Linked DNA regions of Homo sapiens: region 2 is linked to region 1. A link is an interaction called in ENCODE POLR2A ChIA-PET data of the cell type or tissue named here. Cell type or tissue: HepG2. All regions are shown on one strand. Links, peaks and the distances in the headings refer to the core of each region. The heading gives the core; the rest is flanking DNA. Region 1 overlaps ARHGAP26 (Rho GTPase activating protein 26). Region 2 has its middle 68 kb from the start of HMHB1.

Region 1 (16,390 bases), core at 5,547-9,546:
TAATAATTAGCAGTTGCCCTGGTAAGCTCAGACTTACTGCTTAAATCACCCATATTTGTCACCATCCCCTGCCTGTAGGACAATAAGATCACCTGCTTTGTGCTAATGAAAATTGGGACATTTTAGTAATTTTATAATCCTTTTCAGCTTCTGTTGTAAGGGTAGAAGTGATATTGTTTGTGATTATGCTAAAAAGAGGCTTTTTGTTTTGTTTTGTAGTTACCAAAGCAGTGAGATAGAAATCATTCTGGGTTTCGAGCAAATTGGAAAGCCCTGTTCAGTCTATTTTGTTTACCACTGTATTGAAAACCTTCAAAAACTTAAGTAGGTGAAACTTGCAGACTAGAATTTAAGGATGATGGCCCTGAGATAGAAAAGGAGAATGAAATTGGCAAGTCTGTCATCATATCAGACGTCACAGACAAAGATGAGTAAAGCCCACTAACTCCAGCACTTTGACTTGCGCAATGCTGCTGGAAGGTTGGTAAATCCAAAGCTGAAGCACAAGAGAGATTTCTTCAAATGAATGTGTTGGCTTCTGCTCTGTCTCGGGGGAAGCCTGCATCCCCTCTGTAGCATCCATATACTGTGCCTTACAGCATAGACCTCATGGTAGCATGGTAGGAGCTCCATATAACTCTGCTTCTTCTGGAGGAGAAACAGACACTCTACTCCCAAACACACACATACACACACACACACACACACACACACACGCAATCCCCTTTCCCATTTTTCCCTTGATCCTTTGCGTGGAAGTAGAATTAGAGGAAATATGTCCTTAGTCATCCCATGACAGCACTTAAAATGTTCAGTTGTCACAGTGAAAATAAACTGGCAAGAAATCAGAAATCAAGAAGTGGAGTCATGGGAATCCTGGACATGCTAATCCAATAGAGACAAGATCTACATGTTAGTGATGGCCATGGCCAAGGTAATCATCCCAGACAGCAGTCAGACTCTGCATTATCCCAAGAGAAGACTACAAACATTTCATTTCATATGAGGAAATAAACACCCACCAATTGCCCTTACTGCCCGCTTTCCCCTTCAGCCTCAGTGGAACGCAAACTTATTTTCATCTAATGTTTCCCTTTGGAGTATGGCACCAACTGTTGAATATTTGCTACTGTAGCCTAACTGCTCTCTGGAGCACTCACTAATATCAGCATCCAGAATCGGCCAGCTCTGACAGACAGTCCCTTCCCAGTCAGTGAGCAAACACGCATTGAATGCTTAGTGTTTAAGACACTATTCCAGGGTACAGTGGCCCACACCTGTAATCTCAGCACTTCAGAAAGATCACTTGAGCCCAGGAATTTAAGACCAGCCTGGACAACATGACATACCATCTCTATTAAAAAAAAAAAGTTAGCTGAGTGTGGTGGTATGCGCCTGTGGTCCCATCTACTTGGGAGGCTGAGGGGAGGATTGTTTGAGTTCAAAAGGTCAAGGCTGCCATGAGCTGTGATTGCACCACTGCACTCCAGCCTGGGTGACACAGTAAGACCTCATCTTAAAAAGAAAAAGAAAAAGACACTATTCGAGGCACTGTGAAAAAGACTAAAATATACTCTCCTTGCTGCTGCTCAGATGAGGGAGATCAGATCTACGTATGTGGGGGAGCATTGCTGCCAATGCAAGATACATTTTAAGTGGTAAGTGAGCAGTTGGGTCATTTACTCAAAAATATTTATGGTTGAATGAAGGATCTTGGCAATTGTAGGCAGGGTTTCCAATAATTTCCCTAGTTCGTTTTCTAGATCTGCCTTGAAGTGTATAATTTCCTCATCTGCCTTGGTCTTATTGCTGTGAGTTGGGTAGAAGGAGTTCTAGGTTTGTTTGTTTGTTTGTTTGTTTGTTTGTTTTTTTAAGATGGAGTCTTGCTCTGTTGCCCAGGCTCGAGTGCAATGGTGCGATCTTGGCTCACTGCAACCTTTGCCTCCTGGGTTCAAGCGACTCTTCTGCCTCAGCCTCCCAAGTAGCTGGGATTACAGGGGTGCACCACCACACCCAGCTAATTTTTGTATTTTCAGTAGAGACGGGGTTTCACCATGTTGGCCAGGCTGGTCTCGAACTCCTGACCTCTGGTGATCCATCCACCTCGGTCTCCCAAAGTGCTGGGATTACAGGCATGAGCCACCATGCCTGGCCAGAGTTCTAGTTTTATGATCCATCTTTTTTCTCTTGTTCTCCAGGAGGCTTCCTACCTCTCAGACCCTACCAAGCTATGTCCCCAATTTTTTGTTTTTTTCCCACTGAGACCTCTATGGCTCTAATGTTTTAGATTTCAAGAAAACTTAAAATTTGGACTATAAGAATGACATAGAAAGGAAAAAATATCACAAAGAATGAAAAGCTGCAATTTGATCATTTGCATGTGTTGCATTTTTGAAGTCCTCCCCACCCCATTGCAACAAGAGACTTTATCTTTAGGTTGTATTTGTTCTTTTTTTTTTTTTTCTCCCAAACATCTAGCAGTTTACTAATATTTGTAGTGGGCAAAAATTTGTAACAATTTCTTATATAATGCAGTATATCAAATATCCTATTAAAATAAAATTTAGTTCATATCTTGAAGGATTATTTTCTGACCTTATATGGAAAAGGAAAGTTTTGAGAATGAGTAGTTCTTTAAACCCTGAATCAATGTAACCAGGAAAAAATAAGTGAAGAGAGACTGTGCCTTGCCATGGGTCAGGGGAAGTTTTACTATCAAATTTTCATGCAATACCCAAATCTCTGTATAGGTATGAGGGCTCTCTTTTCTGTTTCTTTGTCTATAAGGAAATTCTAAATTAAATTTCCTCTTCCTTACAAGCCAGTTATTAAGTTATTAAGTTCTGCCTTTAATTTCAGCTTGAATCAATTAGGTTAGATGCCCACAAGCAAGTGCCCTGGTTCATCATTTCAAAGAATGAGACTCTTTTTGCTGTATTTTTCTTTGCATCCATGGCTGATTTTTCTACCCTTCTACTAGCAGCTCTTCTTCCGCCTCCAGGAGTTTATTCTTTTCACTAGTATGCCAACTCCAGTGGCATTACAAAGGGAGGGTTAATAAAACCTGTGTTGAGTTGGTATTTTGACTATAGCTAGCTCTGAATTGGAGCATAGAGAGCGCTGTTAGCCATAACCTGAGTGTTCCTGATGAAACTCAGAGCCAGCTTTCTGCCTTAGTCATCATTTTTGGTTCACTTTGTGTAAGCAAGTTCCCAGTGTAACCCACTGGCCTTGGCACACCTCAGGAAGAATTAGGTCTCTATGTACAAAAATGTTCGACAGAAACCTAAGACCCTCATCTAGAATCTGAATATATAATCAGTGTGTCGGGCCTCAAAAGAGAAGAGCAATGTGATTTCATGTAGAACCCTATTTGTATGCTGCCACAGCCCTATGCTTTGCTTTACTTCGGATTCATATAGAAATCCAAGAATTTGTAGTAAGTAAGAGAAAGAAAACACCATCTCTGCTCAGCTGAGCTGGCCCGTGTGCCGAACTAGGAAGATGGCTCTTTTCCTCTGGAGAGGATATGATCTTTTCAAGGTTGCTTTTTACACATCACCATGGGGCTGGCCTGGTTGCATGCTGAAGCTGTGAAACCTGAGTGTGTATCTGTGCAAAGCTGGGGTCGAATCAGGGCCCCTAGGGGCCCTGCACTGGTTTTGTTGAGTGGAACATACAGGTTGGGGTTTTTGGAGGCTGGGTGGGGAAGAGGGAGGAGAGATGAGGGTGTTGTCAGTGAGGGAGGAACTTTGGGGAACAGAAATATCTAAAAGGAAGTTTAATGGACTTTCTTGTACACGGTGCATAATGTGAATCCTCGTCCATGTCACCTCATGCGGGCTTCGGTAAGAACCACTCCCTCATTCTTCAGTCTTCCACAGTATTAAGAGCTTGGGTTCTGGGGGCAGATTTACTGAAGAGTTCACATCCCAACTTTATTAGTTGTTTTACAATGATCACTTCCTTTTTAAAATTTATTTTAGATTCAGGAAGTACATGTGTAGGTTTGTTACGTGGGTATATTGTGTGATGTTATGAGGACTGGGCTTCTAATGTACCCATCACCCAATAATGAACGTTGTACCCAATGGGTAATTCTTTAGTCATCACCCCACCGACCCTCCCCACTTTTGGAATCCCCAGTGTCTGTCATTTCTATCTTTATGTGCATGATGTGTATTATTTATTCCCTGCTTATAAGTGAAAACATGTAGTGTTTGATTTTCTATTTCTGAGTACGACGAACAGTTCCTTGCCCTCTATAAGCCTCATCTGTTAAATGGAAACAGTAGTAGTATCTACCTCCTAGGGTTGTTAGGATGAAATGAAATAGTTCATGTAGAGCACTTTGCATGGCTTCTGGCTCATAATCAGGGCTCAGTAAAAGTTACCTGCCGTAATTATGGTCATCGTTGCTCTTTTAACAGGCACTGGGGATTTGGAATGTGTTTGGAGGGTTGTACTGAGGTGCAGAGTCCTGCTTCGTGATGGGCACAAGGTGAGAAGGGAGGCTGCCCTCTGGGTTCCAGTCATATCTCAATTAAAGAATAACACACGCCCTTCCCCTAACTCATCTAGAACAACCCCATGTACGTAGCTGGCAGTGAACACAAAAGCTCTCTGAGTAGCCGGAAGAGCCCACAATTTCATCAGCTCTCTAGACCTGTTGGACACCCTCAGATCAGGGTGACTGAGGGAGTGTGGGCAGGAAGCCCAGACCAGGAATCCAGGAGAGGCTGCTTAGGGCTTTGGGGTCCAGGCAGAGCAGGAACTATAAGGAGGTGGAGCCACTTGGAGGAAGGCGAGGACCAGAATGGAGTGGAGTGGCTCTTTTGGCTCCACATGACCACCATTTAGCTACTTGGTGTGTTGGCCTCTCTACATCCAGTTGCTGCTTCTCAGTGCTCCCCTCTGGCTTATTCTTTCCCACCATTCTGTGCCTGGGCTTTACTCTCCCTCACAGCTTCTGCTTCCTTTTAGCTTTGGATTGCCATGACCCCTGACAGCCCCAGTGCTTTCATAGCCTCATTCTCCTTAGAATTTCACCTGCTGCTTTGCTAAATTCTCTGCCATCCAGCCCTGAGGGAAAGCATCTATGGACTGGAGACCTTGAGGCAGGGGATTCTACAGTTTAATCATCTGTAGCCACAGTGAACTGGGTTACCAACCTTTCAGCAGGAACTGAAGGTAGAGCACGTTCGAAGACTGCCAAGTCCAGGACATACCTTTTGCAGACAATTACAACAAACTTGGCTCCTTGGCTTTCTGCCATCCAGTATTTTGGGAGTAACAGTCATACCACAAAAGGTGGTTACATTCACAGAATAGAAAGTTAATAATTGCTGATGAGGCAAAGTCCAGAAGAACTTTTTCTGAAGTCATAAAAGCTGTAATAATACAAAGGTCTGGATAAAGAACTAGCTACCCTTCAAATCCAGCAGCAGCTTCTTTGGTCACAACTGTATAACAGCACAAGACAGTATTGATTTTTATAATTTTCTCACCTCAAGTAAATTGCATTTGATATATTCTGTCTTTGAAGGTAGAAAAATGTGTGCCGTGTTTTAGAAAGGTTTCCTTTGGTTCACCTGGCACGGTGGCCCATGCTTGTAATGTCAGCATGTTCGGAGGCCAAGGTGGGTGGATCACTTGAGGTCAAGAGTTTGAGACCAGCCTGGCCAGCATTGTTGAAACCTCATCTCTACTTTAAAAAAAAAAAAAAAAAAAAAAAAATTAGCTGGGCCTGATGGCATGCGCCTGTAATCCCAGCTACTCGGGAGGCTGAGACATGAGAATCACTTGAACCCGGGGGGGAAGAGGTTACAGTGAGCTGAGATCACACCACTGCACTCCAGCCTGCATGACAGAGCAAGACTCCATCTCAAAAAAAAAAAAAAAAAAAAAAAAAAAAAAAAAAAAGAAATCCATTGTTTGTAATAAGAATAGGGGCGCTCAAATGATTACATTTCATTTGTTTGTAGAGTTGTTCATCAATGATGTAGATTGTGTATCACAATTCCTTAAGACCTAGAGATGGTAATAGTATGGGGGCAAGCGCATGACTAAGCCAGGCCAACCATAATATTTTCATGGATTTTTTTGTTTTGTTTTAACTGGTGCTGGGTTAAGAATTTGTCTTGCCTACCAGAATATCCAGCAGCCGTGTTCTCCATCACATATAGAAAGTTCAGCTGCAGCCATTCCAATGTGCAAAGAGAAACTGACAAGAGATAGTGGAAGCATTTTTTGAGCTTTTTTTTAACTCTCTCTGCCATTCAACAGATTTTTCTGAATGTCTTCAATATGTAAACACATTAAAGATGAGTTACAGGGGATCGTGCCCTTCACGATGAGAAATAACAGAAACATAAAGTACTTGTATTGAATGGTCTAGGTGCTACAGGATAAAGTGCTGCTGGAATTCCTAGGCAAGAGAGATGACTTTGAACTGGGATGATCAAGGAAGGCTTTGTGATCAAATTGGCACTTGAACATGCATCTTGAGGATAGGTTGGATTTAGACAGCAAACAGTGGGAAAAGGCTCAGAGGCAAGATCATACAGGGCACATGTGGGGAGCTGCTCATAGTTAACTTTGAACATATGCTTCTCATCTGTAATATTACAATTGTTTTGTTTTCTTGTGTCAATATGCTTTTTACCTCTTCAGACACTAAAGCTGGGGAAGCCTAGTAATGTTGTCTTCCCATTCCAGAATTCCATGCTAGCTGGCTCCTGATGCAACATCTTTTGTCAATTTATTTCATGTAATTGACTTGCCTGAGACGTTCCCTATTTTCATCACAGCTTTGCTTCATAGTCAAATAGACCTCACCATCTGGAACTCTTTTTTTTTTTTTTTTTTTTTTTTTTTTTTTGCTCAAATTTTCTTCCACAAAGGGCCTGTTTTGGTTTCTGAGTGTCACACAAGATCTTACGACATTCTGCATCATCCTCTTTGCTTTGAGTTTTATAATGTTAAAAAGCCAACAAAATAGGTTCAAAAATAAGCTGTATTCCTCTTCTGTGTTGCAACCCAAGACTAAGCACATCAGACAAATTCTGACACCTTCAGCTTTTAGCAAAGGCTGTTTGGTTGCCTTGGAGTTAGGCTATATCTCTAGGAGATTAGCTCTAGGCTCTGAGAGGGTAAAGCAACTCAGAAACAATCAGGATAGACCAGATTCATGGTGGGATTAATAAGGAGAGGATATAGATAGTGATCACGTAGACTTACAGAAAATGCCTGCTTATTTTTACTCCTTACACAGAGTTGTTTTGTTTAGCCTTCACTTACTATGCTAAACCTGCTAAAGTACATGTGGTATTTATTTTCATTTGGATGGGTAGCATCCCTTCTCTTTCTCAAACTGTAAGTGAACTATGGAAACTGCATCCCAGACATTCAGTGGTGATAGTCTGACACATTGTCACAGAGCACCATGCACTACTAAAGTGACTGTTGGGGCCTTTGCTTTTGCAATGTTTGCATTTCTCTCAATCCAGGGCCTCTCTGGGCTCTAACAGGAGCTATTCCTGTCTTCCTCACATGTTTCTGAAAACTGAACACTGGTGTAAATTTCCCTAATGTGACATCTTTTACATGTACAGACAGTTCTATTCAAGACCCTGTATGTCAGCTTGAGCAGATTTACCCATCAGTGTTCTTGGTTGCAAGTAACAGAAAACCTAGCCCAAATAAGTTAGGCTAAAATGGAACTTACTGGTTTTCCATTGTGCAGGAACATTTGTATTCAGGCATGGCTGGGTCCAGGGGCACAGGTGTTGCCATCAGAACCCAGCTCTTGCCAGCTCTCATTTCAGCTTTCCTCTTTGCTGACTCTCCTTAGATAAGCTCTTTCCTTTTGATTGCAGGGTGGTTACCACCAGCTGGACTTACCTTCTTAAAAAGCCCAAGCCCAGCAGAAAAGAAAGAGAGAGCCTCTTTTTCTCAGCAGTTTGAAATACAGGCTGAGCCTAATTTCTGTTGGTCCACATTGAGTCCCATCCCCATCCCTTAACCAATCTTTGTGGCCAGGGGTATAAGTGAGCCTCTGTGGGGCTGGGCCTGAATCACCTGTTCACCCTTGACTGGGTGGGAGGGGAGAACAACACCCAAGGCACACGGACTCTGCGGATGGAGAAGGGGTGGTCCTCAGAGAAGAGACAGCCACAGATGTCACTACACTGGACCTTTCTTATGGGGACTTCGTGAAGGATTTGGTGACTTTACACTCCAGGATCCAAATTTGTACTGCTTTCTTTCCCCTCAATAGTGTTTTATATGATCTCTGAAAATATCCCCTTTTTTCAGTCCAAAGGCTTCTTGCATAATTTATTTTATTCCTAGTTGACTGACTGCCTCCTTTAAGAAAAACGTATTTTATAGTTTTTTAAAAATGAAGAAAATGTTATCTTCCTACTTAGCCCTGGACACAGTTGATTCATTTAAAAAACAAATTTCTGGGAAAAGGCTTTCATTATCAGTGCCCATTACAGGTTATTAGAGAACAAATGGCAAACACCGGTGTGCTGGGGCTGGCCTCCATTCATTTTAATGACAGTGTTGTGGAGAGTGCATCTTAGAATGTGACTAAGCAGAAGGAAAAGAATCTGAAAAGGACTGGCCCCTTGTCTTCTGTGAGAGCCATGAACATGCAAAAACAGTGGCTCAGCAGCTCTGAGAGCTCCTCAGACACAGGCCACTGGGTGGTGGCATCTTTTGGTGGCCTGCCAGAAACAGTGGGGCAGCCAGCATCCACCTCACGAGCTTTGCAAAAGTCTCCAACTTGTTGTGACATTGTCCAAAACCTATGAGTTTGGATAAGAACTGTTTCTTCTGCCAGGAATCACATTGAGCGGCTGGAAAATTCCACCTCAGTTTGATCTTCCAGTGCCTGGTTCATATCCTGAGAACAAATTTTGTTCTCAAAGGTTGAAATGAAGTCTCCATGAGCTATGGTGATGATAATGGTGGTAATGACAATGATAATTCACATTAAGGAAGCCCCAGTGTCCCAGGCATTTTACATGTGTGTACTTATTTAATCAACATAATGCCGGAGGTACTGTTGTACTCCACATTTTGCACATGAGGCATAGAGAGATTACCTAACTTACCTGAGGGTAGAGGTGGGATTTGAACCCAGGTGGTCAGGTTCTAGTACTGCCCCACCCACAACCACTATGCTTAGTTGCTTCTGCGGGCAATGGTTGGGTATTGGCAAGCTACAGAAGCTGGGTGTGTTGGGAAAGAGACTGAAGCAGCCCAGTCATGTTTCTTCTTTTTCTTGCCCTCCATTCTCTGGTATCGTTCAAGTATCAGATGCTGGGGGAGTTTGGGGAGACAACAAGAGCATGGGAGAATAGGAAGCAGAGAATGAGTACCTAAAAACAGAGGTCAGCGGGCCAGAGTTTAAGAGAAAAAGAGAGGGGAAAAAAGAGCAGGAAATCCTTGAAAGGAGCTATAATAAAGGACAGAGAATATAAAGGATAAAAATGGATTCCAAGGAGGAAAAAGAATGGGAGGAATGTTTATTGACCATCTGCTGTTGCCAGGCACTAGCCTAGGGCTTTTCCATATGTTATCTAATCTTAGAACCCAGTTAGATGAACAACCACTATCAATATTCCCATTTTACAGATGGGGAAACTGGGTTTCAGGGGGATAAAGTGACTTCCCCAAGGTCACAGAAAGCAGCAGTTTGAGCTGAGGCCTGTGTGACCCCCAGCCAACAAGTCATCCATCGTCTTGAGGGCTAGTCCCTCATTCCTGGCCATGGTTTGTAGCCCTAGATGAGAGCCGCACTTGAGATCTTGAGATTTGACAGATACTTGGAGATCATACTCCAAGGAATATGGCCATTCCTTTGCTGGGAGGCAGTTGCTGTGTACTTGCATCACAAGGAGGAGAGGGGAGGGGAGAGGAATAAAGTTTTATGGGACACCTCCTTACTTCCCAAGTTTCAAACTTTTATCAAGCCAACTCTTTAAACTTTAAATATGTTGCCAGAGGTGCTGTCACTTCCTTAAGCATTCCATAACTCTCCAATCTCAGGTAAGCTATTTTTTTCCCATACTTGTGAGATTTCCTCCTACATTTGCCCATTTCTGCCATTAAAAACAAAACTAAAAACTTTCCCTCAAAAGCTGACCATCTGCTTGTCACTACGCTTTCTTCCAAATTGAAGAGGTGGTAGCAGGATGTTTGCAAGCCCAGTATTTATCTCTGGCGTAGGCACAATCCCAGCATCTACTGATTACATTTCCCATTTACTGTTAGGTTTGCGATTTGGGATTTGAACTTCCTCTGCATTTTTTTTTGTTTCCTTCCTTTTATTTCTTAGAATCCAGGTCTAATTGTCCCCTTAAGGGTTAGACTGGTTTCAATAGATTTATTAAGTGATGACTTTACAGTGTGGGTGTTATGTCCATCTCAAAATCTGTGCAGGCAACCATCACATACATGCTTGTCCCCTATTGCCAGCTAAAACTGAGGCAGCATTTTCAAGAATGCCAAGCCTTTACTAAGTGCAGGCATTTGTTTGTTATTTCAAGTCTTTGTATGCTGACAAATTCTGTACATGCATGCGTGTGTTTAGAGCACAGTTGGGTGACATGTGCCAGGTATCTGGTGGCAACTGTCCTCTGAGCATGGTTGATAACCAAATAAAATCCAGGAATGTGAGGCTTGTTACTCTTTAAAAAAAAAAATACATGTACAGTTGAGTAAAATGAGAATAAAAAATAAGATTAACAAAGGCTGAGAGAGGAAGAGAGTAATTCATCATAAAACTGTCCTGAGCCACCTAGCAGCCACGACAAAGAAGGGAAAAAATATAATGGGATGTATAGTTCAATTGTCTGTTCAAAAAAAGCATGCCAGTTCATCAAGAGCTACAAGTTATAATATTAATTTGTCATGTGAATCTCTATATTAATGATTTTGAATAGCTCAATAGATAATATCTTCCAAAGCAGTTTCATGCAAAAAATAAATGAGGCCCTCTATATAGGGCTGTTACTCCCATTGGTTTTGATTAAATACAGAGTCTGATATTAAGCTGAAGTATTGAAAGGTTGTTTTTACTATGGTGCAACAAGGAGAACAACCTGGAGAAAGCATGTTTGCTGGTGATCGGCCTGGTAACAGAATGATAGGTGGAAGGCAGGATCCCTCTTAGAGGATCCCAGTTATCTTGGCCATGCTTTTGATAGGAGCTACATGACATGTATTCTAAATTGAGGTCTGTGGGAATATAAATACCCGAAGGGCAGATACCCATGTTGTTGGTTGAAAGAAGATGCCAGAGGCATAGATCATGTTTTATTGAGGCTGACTGGAATTCTTGTCTCCATAGGGTTCATGCGAGTTCAGCAAGCAGTTACCATGTCTACGGCATGCCAGGATACTGTTGGGAAGGTAGTATTCCGTGTACGTGAGACCTGCACCCAGGTTTCTTTAAGGTAGCCTGGCAGTGCTGTGACAGAGACAGACTCAGGATGCAGTGGGACCCAGGGGAGGGACACTGAGCCTCACCCTCTGGGCTGCATCTTGGTAAGTGAGTAAAAGTTACCCATGGGAAGATGGGGGACATTGCAAGCAAATGGAACTGTGCAAGCACAAACAAGGAGAAAATAAATATGGAGTGCCCTCGAACTCTTTGGCCTCAACTGATCCTCCCACCTCGGCCTCCCAAAGCACTAGGATTACGAGCATGAGCCACTGCACCCGGCTCATGCTGCATGCCTGAGAAGTAACAAACCATTCTGCAGGGTGTGCAGGAGCCACGAGGGCCTAGAGGGAGTGGAGTCAGGAGAGCGGAAAATCACCACAGGCCAGAATTTTCAAGAGACGTATTTTTAGGCAGGTCCAAGATGTTTCTCCAAAAACGAAGTGGCTTTGCATTGTTTTATTAGTAAGAGTCAACATTTCCGAATTCAGGCACTTCGCTTCGCAATTTACATAGGCATTGTTTTTCTTAATCCTCACAGTCACTTCTGACAGGTGGGTATTGTTTTCCCATTTTTGCCGGTAGCAGCCTCAGAAAGGTTAAGTAACTTGCCCAAAGTCCACAAAATCTAACTGCAGAGACTTCCCCACCTCACCATTTGGGAGCTTTTTTGTCCAAAGACTATGAATGTCCTAAATCAGAGCCCAAGTAGAATTGGAGTTCTGAGTCATGCTGTGTGGAAGGGAGAGGTGACCTTGACCTAGACTGCACCCTAGGCTTCCCTATACCTAAAAAATTTACCCTGAAGATGATTTTTCTTTGGTGAAGGCTGTTAGACATTGAGGCTGGTCTGCCCACAAAGATGAATTTGGTTTTGGCAAAACTAAGTAGCTCCTCTTCCCAAGATTCAGTTGCTGTTTGAGGGCAGCATCAAAACAGAGAAGTGTTGTATCTTCCTGTGTGTAAAGCAGGAAGGGTGACATCTGTTTCTTCCAATAGCCTCTCCATGTTGTTTAGAAATCAGTATTTCTTAAAAGGAGGATGGCAGCAGGTAGAACAAAATGTCAATATTCATTCAGTGCCTCTTCTGTTTTATCCAGCTCAGAGATTCTGTCCCATGCAAAATAAAAGATAGGTAACAATCTATTGTTCAGTGTTAAGGATCCGGTTGGGTATGTTGTTGTACATCTCCACAATGGCATGCTACATAGCCACTAAGAAAGAACGAGGAGGCAACTTTTCGTGTAATGATGGAGCAATCTCCAGGAGATACTGTTAAGGAAAACAGTCAGGATTCAGAACAATGTGAATAACTGGTGGTCATTTGTTTTTAAAGGGAAGGGGAGTGTGAAATCACACACACACATCCACCCACACCAGCTTGCAAGTTCATTTAGTATCTCTGGAGAAAATATGAGAAACTCATACTAATGGTTACTTCTGGAGAGGGAAGGAAGAGTTATTTTTCCTGTCTACCCTTTTATACTGATACCCTTTTATACTGTCTGGAAATTTTATCAACTGATATAATAGCCATTCCAAGCAATAGATTAATGTAAAAATTAAAGAGAGAAAATGCCCCATCCCCTAAACAAGTTGAAACATATTCATATAATTTATTTGTAGATATATACCTCTATCCCATGGTTGTGAATTAGCCGTCATATGAGTATTTTAAATTTGTAGTCTATAAGCAGGCAACTTTTTAGCAATATGGGATTACATAGGATCATAGGTAATTGGAACCCTCAGCCAAATACTTGCTGATACACTACCTCTGAGTTTCTAAACAAGTGAGCAAGAAAGTCCTGTATTGAACTTCTAAGCCTCATACCTGTCAGGGACTGATAAGTACACATGGGCAGGTTCTTTGATATGTTTCCAAGTCCATTATCAGAGATAAGGAAGCTTAAGTGTAAATCTGTGATTTAACTACATTTCAAATTTGATGTGGAGCTACAGGAAGGATGCCAGAGAGAACCTGTGTGCTCCGAATACATCTGTTGCTCTAGCTCTTTAAAAGACTTTCTTTTCCCCACATAAAAGGAGCCCAAATGTTCTCTCTGCTATATAAGGCTATTTAACTGACCTAAGGGCTAACTCTTACTTTTTGGTGCTTCACAGATGACTAAGTGGTGGTATTATTTTAACCAGTAAAAATTCAGAAATCTAGGGTCAGGCTTGCAGCTGGCAGAACTTGTAAACAGTTAATGATTGAAAGGACTAATCAGCATCTTGAAAGGCAGCTCATGAGAAGCATAAGCAAAATGCTTAGGGGTGCCTGCAGATAGAGGACTGTGGCACTCTGTGGTGACAGTGAAGGAAAATGTGTTTGATGTCATCTTGTCACAGAGAAAGGCTATCTGTCAGACCTCAACTTAGCATGAGTTTTTCTTTTGTAAGTATGTAAGATATTTTCAGAAATGTTTTAGAAAAAAGATTGTTTTTTAAACCAAATTTTCAGTGTCTACTCGAAAAAAATGGTACACTTTTTTTTTTAATGAAGAATGTTGGATACCAAAATGTAAGAGATTTCTAATAAACAGCCCTTCTCAGTTGGTACAGACTTCAACACCTGGTCTAGAAGTTTTATACTATTGGGCATATGTGGGGTGTGGGAATTATTGTTTGTTTAGTATTTTTGCAAAAGCAGGCTTGGGTTTCTTTCTGATTCTTATTTAGGTTTGAGAGAGAACTGCCATAAGAAGGTTTTTGTTTTTAGCCAATTTTGACTTTTTCCCTTAATTTTTAAATTTCCTCATCTGAAATATGGCACAATAGGCCAGGCACAGTGGCTCACGCCTGTAATCCCAGCACTTTGGGAGGGTGAGGCAGGTGGATCAACTGAGGTCAGGAGTTCGAGACCAGCCTGGCAAACATGGTGAAACCCCTTCTCTACTAAAAATACAAAAATTAGCCGGGCGTGGTGGTGTGCCCCTGTAATCCCAGCTACTCAGGAGGCCGAGGCATGGGAATCACTTGAACCCAGGAGGTGGAGGTTTCAGTGAGCTGAGATGGCACCACTGCACTCCAGCCTGGGTGACAGAGTGAGACTGTGTCTCAAATAAGTAAATAAATAAATAAATAAATGAAATATGACACGTGACAATGAAACAGAATTGTCTTTATGAGATTTATGTCTTCTCTTAGCCAGAGATTAGCCAAGCATTTGTTCCTTAAAAATGAAAAGTCATGATGCCTGTGTAGTGAGCCATCTGCTGCTCAGCAGACTGCATAAGAGACTTGCCAGCCACTTCTGCTTTTATATTTATGAACTGACGTTCACTTCTTAGATGGTAGGAATTAATCCAGTGGGACTCTACTTTGAAAGTAAGTTTCTTATGGGAATTTACCTGCAGGCTTGGCAGGCGAACCCTTTGGGCAGAATAGTGACTCCCAAGCACCATGGCATGTTTGTTTTCGAGAGTTTTTGTGTCCCTCCTCTGGTTCTTCTTCCTGGGAGCACCACCTCCATGCTCATATGCATTGACATAGAAGTCCTTTCACCACTGAATGTAAAGAGCCAGCCTAAAAATGAGAAATTAATTTACCTTCGCCCCAGGGTAGCTTAGAGACAGCTTTTAAATTTTGATGTTAAAAAGCACTTGGAAAGACAGTTCATTTTGGAGCCTGCGGAAGGAATTACTTTAGTTAAGGGCTTAACGTAAACCTAAGTAGCAGACCATTAGGCAGAGGTCTACATTTGGCATTGAAACTTAAATTTCAATACTATAATGAAAATTTCCACCATAAAAGAGACTCGGGTGTCTGATTTTCATCGTTATGCAATTTTCAGCTCATAATCTCAGAATCCGTAAATGCCTTTAGGATCTAATTTGCAAAGAGAATTACGTATTGCAAGGAGCCATGTAAAGTATATAACTAGTTCTGTGGAAAGCAAAGCTGTGAGTGACATCTAATTAGGCTACAATATCAATGTGCTTTGGCTCTGGCACTCATCTGTCATTACTTTGAACAAGCCATTTGACCTTTATATTATATGTAGGGACCATACCTCTTCATTTGCCTGTTAGTTCTGTTGCCCTGGTATAAATTTAATTGCGCCTTTCTGCTTCAATGTGCTGGTTTGGGTGATAAGTTATATGATCACTCACTATATACAATCTAGAATAAATGATAACACTTCATCATATTAGTTTCCCAAGTGTCTTTTTCACTAAGTTGATCATCTGTGGACCAAGGACCATCTAGTTGGCCTCTCAGAATAGTGTTTGGCTTTTGTTTGCTACATAGTGCTTGTCAAATGAAGGAATCAGCTTCTCAGGCTGCATCACGAGCCTGTAGGATTTGGATCCGTGAAATGTATGTGAGATCACCAAGCATAATGCTCCCCAGTGAAAACAGGACTCATCGAATGCCAAGACGCTCAGTCATGGTTGATTACCAGACCACAGAAAACCTGGCAGAGCTGGCACGTCAGTAGCAGACACGTACATGTATTTGATATGCATGCTCACCCATAGCTGCCTTGGAGACAAGGTGCTGTCGGCAGACCAGAAGTTGGGAAAAATTTCTGATAGGCTTAGGATCTGGCTGGCACTGCTGTCAGGAATAACAATAATACTACAAAATATATTTATAGTGCTTTTCAGTTTTCAGAGCCACTTGAAACAGTTTGCAGAGTGTTTCATTTGATTTTGGCACTAACCCAAATCATAGCACTTGGCATACTGTACTATAGTTGCCCATTTTCTTCTCTGATTCCTGCTCTAAGCTGTAACGTAGGTCAGGCCCACACCTGTTTCTTGTTCACTATTGTTTCCCCAGCACTTGAGGGTGCTCTTTCCAGGTGTGTGATAAATACGGATGGAAAGCATGATGAGTGCAGGGCAACTACTATCTCCTACATTTTCTAAATGAGGGACACTGAGGCTCAGAGGGCATAAGTGGCCTGTTCAAGTCTGTGTGGCAGTC
Region 2 (16,390 bases), core at 6,378-10,377, 710 kb after region 1:
GTCTACAAAGTTGCTGGTCTTTGGTTTTTCAAAGATAGGAACTGCCAAGAGCACAGGAATCCCTGGCTGCCGGTGATTTCTAACCAATTCTAGCCTTGCCCATGTGCGATTCCTTTGTAGTGCTTGGGCAAGGAGAATAATACATTTTTACTTGACAAAATAAATTATTTGATTGGCCTTGCCAATCAAAAGTTCAACACTTGAACTTCATCATCAAGGGGCAGTTTTAATGAGGTAGATTGGGCTGGATGTTTCAGGTCATGGTTTTCAGTTTCTTGCATCTGTGATTAAACATGATAATCACTTAAAATGGAATAAACCTGAGCTCAAAAACTAAACACATGTAGATGTTTAGGCCATGGGGAATCAATCTGGCCATTAAAATGCTAATAAATGCAGATCTCCTCATCCTTAATTAATTGGGTAACTAAACAGAGGGGCTGGGGTGAAACACAAGTATGATTATTTAACATGAAAAATCAAGAAGCTTGGATGAATAACAATTACATAATTAACAAACAATAAAGAACATTTGAGTTTCAATTAATCCTTATTGGCAGTTCAGTAATATCCACCAGAATCTGTTTCATTTCATTGCAAACTGGGCCTTTTCGAGTTTAAACAATTTTGACATTTGGTCTCTAATATAAATCTACTTATTAAAAATGTTCAAGATCAACATGATACATTTAACTAAGAGCAAGGCCAATCAAAGAATTTATTTTGTCAAGTAAAAATGTATTATTCTCCTTGTCCAAATATAAAGGATGCTATTATTTGAATTTAGTATGTTACTTTGCAAAAACAGTCATTCTACTCATGAGTTATAATGAAAAATACAAATGCAGCAGAAGGTTAGAGAGGCCATGCGCCTGGTAAAGGTAGGTGATCAAATCCAAGACTGAATTACTCAGAGTTCTCTAGAGAAGTAGAACCAATAAAATCAATAGAAGGCATGAATAATATGTATATATGTATCTACTTATCTAGCTATCAAGGATTTATTTTGAAGAATTGGCTGGCATAATTGTAGAGGCTGTCAAGTCCAAAATCTACAGGGCAGCTCGGCAGGCTAAAGAGCTGGGATAGAGTAGATGCTGCAACTCCAGGCTGATGGCAGGCTAAAGGCAGAATTCCTTCTTCCTCTGGGGACCTCAACTCTTAAGGCCTTCAACTGATTGGATGTGGCCTATCCACATTATGGAGGGTAATCTGCTTTACTCAAAGTCTACTGATTTAAATGTTAATCACATCTTTAAAAAAAGACACACACTTTCACTGCAACATCTAGACTGGTGTTTGAACAAAAATGGGGTACCATGGCCTAGACAAGTTGACAAAAATTGGAACCATCACAGAGACCTAAGTGTGTAGAAACTGATTTTAGAGTCCCAATCCCTTCATTCCTGGTTTGATGTAATTGATCTAGGATGTAGACTGGACATCAGAATTTTTAAACAACCATCTCCAACTACCTTCCCCAACCACCCTCTTCAGTCTTCCTCCCTACTCCACCTAAGCCTCCAACATACCTAAGCCAGGTGTAGAATTTAACTCCAAAGTGGTGCTTTTCTCTTAGCTCCAACTAGATTTTTAAATTCTATCATGCCTGAGTACCCAAAACTAAATGCCACTGCCCATCTCATGGAATTAATTACTACCCTTTAGTGAAATCAAACTTTCCAGATGTCATTCAGTTTGATTCCATACTATGATGATTGAAAAGAAAATCTCATGATGAATGTGCTGGTTATCCAGGAATTTGGGGGAAACATAGAAGCGATTCTGGAAGGCAATGCTTCGAACAATGTTTCCTAGAGTGGGTTCCATGGAACACAAGCCCTGGAAGAACTGTACTTTGAAGGAGGTTTCATGGCCACATCTGTTTGGGAATGTGGCATGTTACAGCCTTCTCTCTTTGGAGATTCATAATTTGTTTTTGCATAATAAAGTCTTCAATAAATCTTGCTGTAAGGAAACCTGTTAAATTGTATTAATCTAGCATTTCTCAAATCCACTGTACACAACTTTTTACCCATGGAATGCATATTAGCATCCCAAGGAGCATAATTTAGAAAATGCATTTGTATAATTAAAGACTGAAAACAAAAGTCTATACAATCAAGAAAAAATAACCACATGATTTACACTGCCCTTAGTGAACCAAACAACACAGTCACGGTTGGATGCCTTCTTAATGCAGGCTGGGCACATACCCAACTTGCTGGGTCACTGAGCTAAATTCCTAGGGCTCAGGCCACTGCTGCTGCCCTCACCCCACACTTGAAATTACACAAAACTTGCAGATGACCCCACAAACCGGTGGTCAAATTGTTGTCTGCTTTGCTAAGCAGAAATGGTTTCTTTACTCAAATTGCCACTGGAAAAAATGCTGAGGTGTCACATTTTCACGGAGGAGGAGGTAACACTTTAACCCATATTCAAAACGCTTAACTGGGACTGATTTAAATGTGTTGAAACAGCAAGGCTTCTTAGTGGTCAACTAGATCAATCTTTTGGAACATGTGCATTGGAAACCAGGTTAGAAAAGCCAGTTTGGAGATAACTGGTTTTTGATTATTTTCATGATTCAAGATAAATTGTGAACTGGAACTTCAAGAAATTAGGGGCAGAATGGCATATGGCCATTGGCTAACACTTTGGGTAGTTTTTGTGTAAACTGCAAAAAGATATCCTCTAGGCACACAAACTACAAAAAGGCACCTCTTCCTCTGGATTCTCTGCAGCCTTGTACCAGGGCCAGGGTGTAGGGCTGTATTTGTACCCTCAGTGACCATGCTGGCTGGAAGCTTTTTATAGAGCAGAGTACACCCAGCTATGATGTGGCAGTTGAGGATTACAGGTGGGTCCCAGCAGGAAGAGATGATATGCCAGACAGAGAGGAAGAGTGAGAAAATGAGTATACACTGGGCACTCAAACTTGTTTCAGACCTTATGGGCCCTTGTAGAGTGTGGTATATACATGGTTGGTAGGAGATATGAGAGGCTTATGACATGTTTGTTTGAGCTAAAGATAATTCTAAACCAAAGTTTTTCTCAAAAATGAGGAAATAGTTCCATCATTTTATTTTGTAGCAGAATGATTTGGACCAAAAGCCATTGTTCCATAAGCAAATAATTTTTAGTACATTCATTTATGTACCTGTTATTAAACAATTTGAACAACATCAATGAATATGACACGGTTCTAGTCTCGGGGATACTTTGGAAAATAAGTTAAACATTCTTTTTGCCTTCTCTGAGCTTATATTCCAGTAAAGATGAGAAAATTAAATAATGACAATAAATGTAGTGAGAACAATGGCAGCACATGGAGGTGAGTAGAGAAAGATAGCCTAAGGAGTAAATCCTCATCTGACTTCTTACAGGGACCAGTGGAGGTATCCTGGAGGAAGGGGCCCTAAGGAACAATAAGAGGCCAAAAGAGAAAAGCTAGAGGGAGCTTAGGGAATCCCAGGACAGAGATAACTTCAAAATAGTGTAATTACTGAACAAAGGGGAGAATGGCATAAGTTTAGGGTGGATATCTGGACAGGGTGCAGATTTTAAAAGGCTTTTAGCTGTGTCATGGGTTGTAGTATGATGAATTATCAAGCAGGAAGTCTGGAAGGAGGGAAAGTGCTGTTGTGGTCTAGGAGAAAGGTAGTGGTGATGATGGAAGTGGAGGAAAGCAGTTGGATTAGAAAACTACTTAGCAGTTAGAGGAAACTGGGTTGAACGGACATCTATTAAGGACAAAGCATTTGGACAGAGAGAGTTGAGAAAGGTGTCCAGGATGACTCCCAGGTTTCTGGATAGGTCAACTTGTGGAACAATGGTGCCATTGAATGAGATATGGAAGCAATTCAGGAAGAGAAGCTGCTTGATTGGAAAGATAATGGAGTTCAGTTTGGACATATTGTGTATGAGACACTCCAATGGAGATGTCTGGCAGGTAGGAATATCTAAGTCTGAAATCATTGGAATAGACAACAAGATCAGTCAGAGAGAAAGTGAACAGAGAATGAAGAGAAGGGGCTTGGATGGCCTTGATAGAAAGAGAGAAGTCTGCATAGGAACTAAGAATTATCAGAGGGATAAGAAACAAACCAGGGTTTTGATGGTACAGAGTCCAAAGAAGGGAAGACTTTCAAGAAAGAATTATGATCAGAGTTTAATGACATAAAGATATTAATAAGGACTGAAGAATGCTCATCATATTTGGCAATTAGGAGTCACTGGTGACTTGAGCAGATTGTGCTTCCAGTGAGCATTAAGGATGGGAATCAGAGGTAACTGAATGAGCAGAAGTGAACTGGAGAAGTGAGAAGATAACTCTAAAAGAGTATAGTAATGTAAAGAGGAAGGCTAGGAAGAAAGCCTGGAGGTGTAGCATGGTAGGACCATTCGGCAGTTCGACTGAGAAAAGAGTTGGGGAAAACTTGGATATGTTGGCATCAAATAAAGAAAAAGAGGAGGCTAAAGATAAAAGAGAATGGAAAAACCAGTGAAGGGGCAAAATCCTTGACGAAGTTTGAATGGAATGGATCGAGGAGTTAGCCTGGAGTAGAAGGATGGCAGTTCTTCTTCTGGGGCAGAGTGGAAGGAGGAGAGTCTGGGTGTGGGTATAAATTGAGAGGCAGGAGTTGGGAAGGCTAAGGTAGTTCATCCTTGACAACTTCCAGTTTTTCTATGAAATAGGCAACAGGATAATCAGCTAAGAGGGATGACCTTATTCATAGCTACTCACTACTTATTCTATACTCTTTGTTATTCCTCACCATACTCATTTGTTGTCTTGATTATTGTTTGAATGCATGTGTCCCCAAAAACCTCTTTCTTTCTCACTCTGAACATTAGAAATTTCAGCTGAAGTATGTGGGCTGGTTAGTGATTAGAGGAATGTTTCTTATAGAAAAGATGTGTCTTAGATGGAAGAACTGACATAACCAGAGAGAACATTTTCCTTCATTTTGCACTGAATAAAGTTTTAGAGAAAATACTTTCAGGCATTTCACTAAAAGAAAAAAAATTCTACTACTAAGCACCACCGCCACCCCACACACACTTTTTTGTCTCATCTTTTAAAAGATCCAGCAGTTGCCAAGTTTACAAGGCTGTCTTTCATTTCTGATCTCAAAAGGTTTTTTTGTTTTCTTTTTTTCCTCCAAACATGCATACAGCAAAACATTTTTTTCAAGTTGTCCTAGGAGACTGACAATATACCAACTGTTTTCAACTATGCAAAAGACCCTTTTAAAACATGCCTTAAGATAGTAGGTTCTTTCTGCTTATCTTTACATCTTCTTTCGCCAATTAGGTTTATGGACAAAGTCCAATATTTAGGCCTGAGTGAGAGATCCCATCTCATTCAGAGCTAGGCTACTCTTGAAGTTGAGCAGGGAGGTTACAATGATTGGCTAAGGGGATGCTGTTGGCTTACCTCATTAGCATGCTCTTTTGGGGTGTACCTTATTAAGATTATATTTCAAGGCTATCGCAATAATGCAAAACCAGCCTAGAGTTTCAGAAACCATCCTTGAAATGACAAGTTGGTCTGGAGAAATCTATATATAACTAGTAAAAATGTAAACTGTAGAATGATTACTGTAATTTGGGCGAGAAGTTTTTATATATCAGGTCCCATTCTCTCTTTTTATCCTGCTCTTCCTATTTTCCTGTCAGTGAAAAGACTTTTGAAGAAGAGCTTTGGTGATGGAATGGTAAAATGGGAGTCAAATGTGAAGAATTAAGTGTTGATGTTTGTTTATTTATTTATTTATTTATTTATTTTTACTTTGGCTGCTTTTGTTTGGCTACAAAATCTTGTGAGGCGGGAAAATAGGGTCTGGAGGCAGGGAACTTGAGGCCAATTCATGCTGATTCAAGGAAAACCACCAAGGTTTGTGGATGGGAATTAAGGCCAATTTGTGCTGTCTTCCTAAAAGAGAAAACACCAAGGTCTGGGGGCAGGGAATCTAAGACCAATTCGTGCTGACCTCCTAAAGCTGGAGCAAAAGAAAAACACTTGGGTCTGGGGACGGAAATCCTAAGGCCAATTAATGTCAACTTCCTAAAGCTAAGCCAAAACGAAAAACCCCATCTCCCCACCACACCCCAATAGAAAGGGATCAAAGGTGACTCTCCCTACAACCTGCCCACTCCACCAAGTCTCAGATGGAAAGGGAGAGTGCCTTGGATTGGCTGCGGACCAAGCATGGCCATCCCTTCATCTGCATAGGGCGCCAATTCACCGCAGGCTTTAATTAGCCATGGACCAAATCCTTCATCCAGATAAGGGGTAAGAAATAGAAACCTCAAAAAGAGTACTTAAAATCCAGAAAATTTTGTAACTGGGCCCTTGAGCCACTTGCTTGCGTCCACTCCCACTCTGTGGAGTGCTTTCTCACTTTAATAAATCCCTGCTTTTGCTGCCTTGTTCCTGTGTTTCGTTCCTTTATTACTTTGTGCATTTTGTTCAATTGTTTATTCAAAACGCCAAGAACCTGAACAACTTACACTCAAGGCCCTCTTTCCAGTAACACCTGTGTAAAACATTTACACTTATGAAACAACCTTCTTGGAAGTATAGTTTATAATTGCTGTCTCCACTTTTTCACCTTTCATTCATTCTTTTATCTGAGTTCTTTAAAGTTATAAAAGTAACCAGTATCAAATAATAAATTTTTTAAAGTTAATATTTTCTGCTACCTTCCTTTGCATTTCTTTCCTTCTCCTTTGAAAGCTGCTAATAATAATATTTTGGGATAGTCTCTTGTACTCCTTTCTTTACCCTCACATCCAATCACTCTTCATCCAACTTATTGGACAGTAAATTGAGTATCATTTCTTGTAGTCTTTATATTCTTTGAGCTCTTAGGAATATTGGACACCGTTAATTAACCTTTCTTTTTGAAGACCCTCTCTTTTCTTGCTTTCTATGACCTTCTACTTTTCTAGTTTCTCTCTTGCCTTAATGATCATTCTTCCTAGTATTTGTTACTAGGGGTGATTCCTCCGCCTGCCTATCAACTTCAGGGCTGTGTCCTACATGGGGTGATCATGTCTCATGACACTCCCTACCCAGAATTATGGGAACTTTTGGACACATAAGAATTTATCCAATCTCTTTATGTTTATGGGTAAGAAAATCAAAGCAGAGAGAGTGAGGAAGTAACGTGTCAAAGATCATCTCAGAGCCTGAACCTGAAGTAATAACTTCCTGACCTAAAATCCTAAAATCAATTATTGCCAATTTTCTGTTCAGTTTCTTTTACTTATGCTACTTTTCTTATACTTTTCCTTTTGGCTTGGTAAAAACCAAATGAAAAGTAAGCCCAATCTTGAAAGATGCCTTTTATGACCCCAATGATAGTCATATAAACCTGTGGAAATTTGTCTGAGGAAGTCAGCAGAAAGAACTAAAGAAAACAGTTTGATTTGTTTTATTTTTCCTGAGAGCAAAAGGGGAAAAGGGGTAACAGGCTCCCCTAAAGATTGGGATAATTATAATTAGCACAAAAAGAGAGCTGAAGCTGCTTTTGATGAAGCTCCTCCCAAAAGCATTCAGGAAGCCGCAGGCACTGAAAACAGCCCTAATTCAAACTCAATAACAGTTTCTAAGGTAAATAGACACTGAGTCAGCACAAAGGGTCGAGGGCCTAGTGCTTATGTGCCCAGAGTTGTCCTAAGCCTTTGTGTATAGTGACTATATTTTCCAAACCAAAAACTAGGTGTACCGTGTGACTGCTAAGAAGATTATTTGATATTTGGATCATTTTATAACTGCTGTGCTATGGATTGTTATAGGAAGACAAGTCATGATCTTTTACACCCAGCTATTGCAATATAGATAGTTTAACAACTTACCATATGTAGCAGTGCGGTAAAGTGGAACTCCGTGTATTAGCTTTAGCTGAGCCCTCAAAACCTGAAAACAACAAAAATAAATTAACAAAAAGTTTAATTAAGCCCTTCTATGAGACACACGAAGAAGTCCTAAAACCAGATCCACCTGCAATATCAATCACTCCCTCCATCTCTGAAAGCAGTTGAAGCTGGAGAGACTGGAGCAGGGAGAGAAAATTTCTTTGAATTGGCTTAGCTGCAAAGAACGGCCTTGTCCAAGGTCACATTCCTTCCCAGGTGGCTCATGTTCAGTGATTGATCCACGAGGTTGTATGAAGAATGAGTCATCTTGGGACCACTTTAAGAGGTATTAGAGCTCTAGAACTCCCTGCAGGCTTGGCTGAGGCTGTCACTGTGTTCCACGGCCTATGTCTCCCATTGCCTACCTGCTTCCATTGCGCCCCTTCCACAGTTGCTGATCCCACAGGTGCTCCTTCAGAATGATCCTACACAACGAACTCAGAGTCAGCTTCCCAGGAAATGCAGCCTATGACGGGAAGGGGTGGGTGCTTTCCCGTCATCTTAAGCCAATCAAGCTGTGGCTCTAAGAGAACCATTGAAAAGCTTGATACATGTCTCCTGGATTTAGGAAACATAATGGACTCGGGTTCCTCATGCCAGAGAAAGCTAAGAACCAGAGATAGCAGAACTCAGTGATAAAACAAAATGAGAGGAGAGGAATCTTGCTGTGCTGGAAGTGAGTTGCCTTCCACTGAGGACAGGGCAAGTGTATTAGGAAGACAGAGATCAGAATGGCACACAGACTGATGTGACCCTGCCAGTAACCGGCCAGGGATGGAGAACAAGTTTCAACTCAATGCCAAATCCAATGACTTGGTGGCGAATGCCTGAGTATTAGGATTAAAGAAGGAGTTGTGGTCTGAATATGGATTTAGTGAGAAAGATGCTAAAAGTGGTTAGTAATATCTCTCACAGTTGCAGGATAAAGGGGCCATTGTAGCATATGTCTTCCATCTCTGAAATACATTAATTAAGAGAAGCCAGATAAAAGTTACTAATTATTCTACATAGAAAGCAAATACGATGTGATTTGTAATCCTCCATACCAGAGACAGAAGTACATTTTGAAAAGACTCCTCTAATGGAAAACCTTCAGTGGCTCCACAATTTAGAATGATCTATTAGGTCCTGCATGATTTATTTGATTTTCCTCAAGCTGCCACATGCTTCATCTCCTTGGCCCTTCTAAACTACTCAGAGTTCCCATTTGTATTTTTCTTTCATATCTCGATGTCTTTGCACATGGTGGTTTCTGTGTCTGGAATTTCGCCCTCTCACCTTCCTACTTATTCCTCAATCCCCAGGCTCCGGTATCTCCTGAGAAGCCTTCCGGAAACAAGCCTCTCCATTAAAGATTGACCCTATTCCTCTTTTTGGGTATCATTCCATCTTGTATCACAAAGCACATATCATACTGTGTTGAAATAGTATCCGCTTTTCACTTTGACTGCAAACTTCCTGAAGGCAGGTGTTGGTTCTTATTCATCTTTGTTCCCCTCACATTCAGCACTGTGACAGGCACACAATAAACACCTAATATTTTTGAATAAGTGAGCAATGGCCAGAATTATTAAGAGACCCTTCACTGAATGACTCATAATTAAACATGATGCTAAAAGTTTTGGGCCAGTGGCTTAGAGAGGCCTGTCCATTGTTTCCCATGAAAACCCAGAATCCAAATTCTCAGAGGACAATTTTATAGTGTAGACACTAACTCATACCACTTGGGATCTTTGCTAGTTAAAGAAGGAAATCTCATCTGACAAATGGATTAATGATCAGTCCGACTGTATTTGCACAGCTGCAGAATCTTCTCAAACAAGATGTTTGAGAACCCCTCTGTTTATGCAGAAAATTTGGTGACCAGGTGATAACATTAAACCATTTAGGCACAGCCTAGAGAACTGCGGGAATGGCTACCTCCATTGAATAACATTATTTATAGAAATCCCTTGAAAGTCTTCCCTTTCTTTTCTGGGGTGTGTAGGGTGTGTGTATGTGCAAGAGATAAAAAGAGACAGGGTGAGAGAGAGTGCTTTTCTGGATTATAAATAAAGCCCTTCAGAATCCACCATGAATCAGGTAAAATGACAACCTGGATGGCCAGGTGTATAGATAAGTTGCCAGCAGCCTGACTACATGATGGACCCCATGAACAACTCCTGAGCTATCAAAACAGTATTGTGGAGTTTGTCCCAGAATTTGTCCTTTCTGGCCGTGTGCGGTGGCTCACACCTGTAATCCCAGCACTTTGGGAGGCTCAGGTGGGTGGATCACCTGAGGTCGGGAGTTCGAGACCAGCCTGACCAACATGGAGAAACCCCATCTCTACTAAAAATACAAAATTAGCTGGGAGTGGTGGTGCACACCTGTAATCCCAGCTACTCGAGAGGCTGAGGCAGGAGCATCACTTGAATCCAGGAGGCGGAGGTTGCGGTGAGCCAAGATTGCGCCATTGCACTCCAGCCTGGGCAACAAGAGTGAAACTCCACCTCAAAAAAAAAAAAAAATTTCCTTCATTTCAGCTTCTCTTTGCTCTGCAACCACCCAATGAGTGGAGAACTGTAATGATGCAATCAGGAGAAATCAGTTTTAACCAGATGCCTAGAGTGCTTATTCAATACCATGCTCATAGAGGTAACTGAATTCACATGTGTAAGTGCCAGGGTCTCATGTGGCCATAGGATAGACATTAGAAATCTTCTCTACAAGCTGAAAGGAGTTGCAAAATTTACACAGGGCATCATACATTCAAGTGAGATTGCTAGGGACGATTTTACTTGCTAAGCCCATGGCTTAGAGTCTTTGGGTTTGTAGGTCCTTCCCTTTGCAGATTCACATGGGAAGGGTGCTTGGTCCCGCAAATAGTTAAATCTGAATACTTGAAGTTTAGAATAGTGATAAAGGGGGTCTTGAATGGGCAGAAAATGAAGCTTTGGGACTTAATGGCATCTTAAATTCATACCGTCAAATGAATACTGTCAAGCAGGGCGGAGGCAGGGATAGAACACCTAACGGCTCCAGCCTGGGGGCCAAAGCACTTTTAAATAACAATTATAATAGAAAGCCAGGTGACAATTAAGGGTTATGGTGTGCTCCACTCTTTGAAGCTTTACATGGTATCTAGCATCCTTTTGAACAGATGTGCTGACTGAAGAATCAAAATATAAAAGAAAAATATTGGGCACATAGAGAAAAGCTGAAAACACTTGCAAATATTCTCTTACAAAAGGACTAAAAGTCTATGTGTCCTAGAATCTTTGGATCTGGTTTGGGGGACATTCTTTGCCTCTACGTAAATATGTAAACACATCTTTGTTTAGAGGTAGGGAAGGGGAGAGTTTAAGAGGGAGAGAGAGAGATCAAACTCCAAGTCAGTGTTCCCAGTGCTCAACGTTTCAATAATCCACCATGATTACCCTGCAGTAGAAATATCTCAGCAGGTCCAAACTGATGCAACCTTAAGGATCCAAAGTGATGTATTGAGGACCTCAAATCATACATGGCCTCTGCTATTTTAGGTAGAGTGGAAACTTCTTTGTGGAATATATTTTCCCAAATTTATTTTTTCTTGACTATGAAACTATCTATAAAAATCAAGGACAAGAGGTGTACAAATAAATTGAAAGGCTGGAAATGAAGAAAAATGGAGAATAAAATAGCTTTAAAATTCAAGAGGATTCAATTTATGTTGAGAGTAATGAAAGATCCATAGTTGAGTTGATTGGCTTTACACATATGACTTTTTTCCCCTTCCATCTCCTTACCTTCTTCTCTCTGCCTTCCTCCTTTGGAGCACGCTGTAATAGAGAAAAGATTTTCTAGGCTCATCATCCATTTATAGAACCACTACTCCCCATCTTTCATTTAGTTTGTGCATCACTGACTTTACCCAATGGCTTCCAGGCTCTGCAAAGCCCGGCATGACCAATGAGACACTCCATTTTACTGGTTACAGTTGTTAAAAATACAATGGCAAGTTTTGCAGGAGCCTACTGTCAAAGAGGGACTCTCTGGGTGGGGAGGGGTGGCCGCTAAACTGGGAAGAGCCTGCCTGTGAAAAAATGCTAACAGGAAGAAGAGAACCATGAGTACATGAGTGTCTAGTTTGAGGCCCTAGATTGGCCTTAAGCTAGAAACATCTTGGATTTCCAGTTAAGTGAGATAATTTTTTAAGGTAATTTGAGTAGGTTTCTGGGTTTCTGTTACTTGCCAAAAAACAAGTCTTACTTATACAGAAATGCAGAGAAGAGCTAGAAGTTCTTAGCTTGGAACCCAGATATCCTTAGCTAATTAAATTTCAGAGAACAAGGATTACCCGGAACCCTGCAGTTGTAGTTGGCAAAAAGGAAGAACACAGTATCTCTGATCATATTAAAGCACCTCTCAAACAATCTTTAAACTTTTTACAATTTTGCCTTTCATGTTCACCAGAATCTGGGTTCTTTTAAGATATCATGATGGCTTAGTGGATCAATAAATGGTACCTTTACCCAGCTTGCTCCGTGGCCTCTTGAGATCCTCATTCTGTCATCCCAGGGAGAATCCACTGCTCCCATCTTTCTTACCTAGCTTCCCTTTGTGGCCTGCCTTTCTCCAGTGTAACACCCAGTACACTGTCTCAGTTAAATACTTCCTAACTCATGTATCCTTTAGCTACACTGCCTTCTCAGAAACCAGGTACTGCCTACATTCACCTGTATATTCACAGAACCCAGTACTAGGCCTGCTACAGTAAAGTTTGCATTGAATTGAATTTGTGGCTCAGCTCAGACTTTCTGACCACCACTAACCACCCAGCCTCTACCTCCTTGGAACCCTCAGGGACTTTCCTGCTTCTGATGCTTGCTGTTTTTTGCTTGACTTTGTCATTAATAAGCCCATGTCTATAAATGTACTTGTATATCTATTGAATACTTACCAATTAATCACTTTATGTGCTTTAACTTGTCCAGTCTTCACAACAGCCTTTCCATCTTACAGATGAAGAGACCAGACCTAAGAGGTTAAGTGGCTTGCCCTGGGTCACCCAGCTAGTAAGTAGAGTGGTCAGAGTTGAAGCAAGCAATGTGTTCCTAATCACTAACCTGTTTTCAGCTGGAGCACTGCTAGTTCCTTGTAGGCTAAACATGCATCCTTTATATTGTTGAATTACCATCCCAACAGCCCTATTAGGTAGGTATGATTATTAGTTCTCTTTTCCAGATAAGAAAAATGAGGGTCAGTGAGGTTAAACCATTTGTCCAAGGTTACCTTAGTGATAAGTGACAGGACAGAGATTAAATCCCAAGCTGTTTGACCCCAGAGCCCATGTTCATCAACCATTATGCCAATCAGTTTTCTGTTAATTGATTGATGATTATATCAGAAGCAACTACCAGGGTCATCTGATCTTTAATTACCATCTGTGATTCTTATTATTTAAGAGGTATAACAACAGCCACTTCGTAGGATTATCATAAGAGCTTCAAGCTATGTTGTAAAGTTCCAAGAGTATTTGGCATTCTAGAGCAAGTGCTCAACAAATGGTAATTATCATTACTATTTTGTTGTTTTTTGAGTGCTCCTTGTGCCAGATAAGTGCTTTACATGTATTATCTGATTTAATTCTCACATCACCCTCATGAGATAAGTACCATTATCATGCTGATTTTATAGATGTGGGAACTGAGGCTCAGAAAAGTAACTTGCCCCAAATTACACAACTGGTTAGTGGATAGGGCTGCACAATTAGTTGTCTGATGGAGTAGCATGGTACTAGCACTCTTTATTACTTAGAAAGTTCTGGTAAAGAGATCAGACAGTCCAATTATCACTGGGTGTATTGACCTCTTCTTGGGTTCTGTTAGTTTCTGGTTTTTTGAGTGGTTCCTTAGCCACATGAGTCTCAGCTTTGTAGATAAAAAATTGGAGCCTTTGTAGTCACAACTTTACATAGACAAACTCTGGGGAACAGCAGCTGCTGAAGGGAGAATGAAAATGGACAGTATTCAGAGCACAAAGGGCTGAACACATGAAGTTATCCCATTTGAAACCTCTTTCCACCTGGCCAGCTGAAGGATCCAACAGCTACAGGTGCAAACCCCTTCCTTGTCCCACGCTTTTCCTGATGCTCCTCACGGGGCCCTGGCACAACATGAGAGAGAGAGAGAGCTGGCAATTCTCTTGTTAATTTGGGCCTTGTACATTATTCAGACTGTTAAAAAAAAAAATCCATGTTGAGTCTAAAAGTATCTGGACCAGCTGTCTGTATAGATTAAATAATCCAGATGGCTTCATGAAACACTATAGCAGAAAAGAAAGTAGTTTCACCATAGAACGAGTCAATCCAGAAAGCACAGGGGACAATAGATTTCTTTACCTCGTATAACCCAATTTCTTCTCTTCTTAGCTCGGCTGGCTTAAATGTAGAGTGCTGTCGCCAAATCTTCAGTCTACCTGGGCTATTTAAGTAGAGTCACAATGTTTCCTTTTTCTAGAAAAGATTAAAAAATAAACAACCAAAATTTGGTGGTAGAGAATGGCATTTGGAATAAAGGATTAATCAGTTCTGTCACTCTCACTTGGGCAGCAAAATCAAGCTTCTTGTGTTGGGAAATACTGCTGGATGGGATAATTTCCACATTGCCAGGCTGTTTTTCTTTTTAATATCACAGCTGATTTGCTGTGGCGGAGGCTGCTGCAAACTGCTGGCACCATTTCTGGTTACAAAATGTGTCTGCCAAACAGCTCAGTGTAGAAAGAGCCATACTGTATTCTTTGATGGTGGGCTCATTTGGCAGGGAACAGATCTGCATAGAAAGAGACTCAATTCATCATCTCCCCTGCACCTCGTTGTGGGCTGAACAAAGTGAATGTATCAAATTGTCCTTGTGGAAATCAGTGACATAAATTTCTACTCTCTTCACCAATACTGCAGTTGGAAACTTTCAGCTGTTTTAGCGATGTGTTTCCTTTTACCCTTATTCCCTGGTACACATGGCAGCAGAAACCCAGGAAAATGCAGATGGTTCACCTCTGCTGCCTCTGTGCTTGAGAGACACAAATGAGAGTGGGTGCCGAAAGCTGTTTGAATTCATCATTAATTGTCAAACAATTCTGCCAGTTCTCTTCTGAGCATGAAAAAATGTAAAATTAGAAAAACTTAGATGAAGTTATAGAATGTAATTCTCTCTCCTGAAAACTCTCAGATCAGTGTACTGTACTCTGCCGATGATGACTACACTGTCTTTTTTTTTCTGTCTCCATTCACAGATGTCAATACATGGTGAGTGGTTTCCAGAAATTTACTTCATCTGCAACTAAAAGCAAGGGGGGAAGGCAGCATGAACCACACTGGCACACTGCCAGCTCAGCACTCTCCACCAGGAACTCAGCCCCATGCCAAGCCACTCCTGGAAGACAAGGCAAGAGAGCGAGGGCACATTTTTTAAGGACACATTTTAAAACAAGAATTACACTGTCACAGCACCTACCTTCTCTCTCTTTCAAAATTCTAGCTCAAAGAATTAACCTCTCACATTAGGGGAAATAGATAATGATTCAGTCAAAGGTGAATGAAAATACAATATTTACATTCATTTCAGACTTGTTTTAGGCAATGCCTATTTTTAAGTGAAACAAATGAAGCATTTTTTTCTCGATATTGGCTACTGATATTAGCATCTAACTAGACAGGAAGCGAGGAACTAAGAGAAGGGAATAGATAATTAAGGCCATCATGCATTTTTACTCTGAGCTCTGCGAGTCATTTAATCCCATTTTTCATTTATCCATGTATATATTCAATGCTGAGAATTTATAGTGGCCTCAGAAAGAAATTCTAGATAATTTTTATTGAGCTCTTACCACGTGGCAGACACTATTCAAAGTGCTTTGCTGTATTCCCGCATTCCATCCTCACAAAATGCTATGAGGTCAGTGTTATTTTTAGCCCCTTTTTACAGAGGGAAAAATAAAAACATAAAGAGGTTAAGTAGTTTTCCCAAGGTAACACAGCTGCTGAGTGTGGAGTGAGGGTGTGAATTGAGGTAGTCAGACTTTAGAGCTGACATTCTAACCAAGTTTACTCCATGACGGTGATGGTGGGGTGGTCCTAGCAGAGGGCTTTGGAGCCATTTCTGCTTCCGAAGGGTTTATTTTTATACCCTTACTGCCTTCTTTACAGGGATGATTTGGGAATGAACAAGAGAAGTGTCCTACTGGCAGGAAGAAATAAATGACTCAGAGTGAAGAAGGAGGAGGGGGAAAAACTCTTTTAAGCCACAAAGATACCATTTTTTGCACCAGAGGAGGTCACTGAATAAATCAAAGGAGAGAAATGGATCTTGGGAGGTCACATGGATAATAGTCCTGCCTTTGGGGAGGACACCCTGCTGCCAGAAAAATGATTCAAGGGAATTCTTGCTGCAGCAAGGGGTTGGGTTACTCATGTTAAACAGTGCCCGAGAGTGTGTGCTTT

Evidence for each region. Peaks named below come from ENCODE experiments on the same cell type or tissue, not always from the same donor. Only the 100,000 strongest peaks of a DNase experiment are listed, where the experiment ranks them.
Region 2: POLR2A ChIA-PET joins it to region 1 with 7 read pairs; 1 of 35 experiments calls an interaction of 5 or more read pairs at or near these places.

What each region holds. Positions count from the first base shown.
Region 1 is chr5:143,161,597-143,177,986 of GRCh38, forward strand. The region is part of intron 20 of ARHGAP26 (Rho GTPase activating protein 26); the gene reads left to right. Among named protein-coding and RNA genes, the nearest start is that of ARHGAP26-IT1, 23 kb to the right of the region's middle. In HepG2, for the core only: no CTCF peak of the experiment used is centred there; a DNase peak (open chromatin) is centred at 7,485.
Region 2 is chr5:143,872,205-143,888,594 of GRCh38, forward strand. No RefSeq gene overlaps it. Among named protein-coding and RNA genes, the nearest start is that of HMHB1, 68 kb to the left of the region's middle. In HepG2, for the core only: no CTCF peak of the experiment used is centred there; a DNase peak (open chromatin) is centred at 8,157.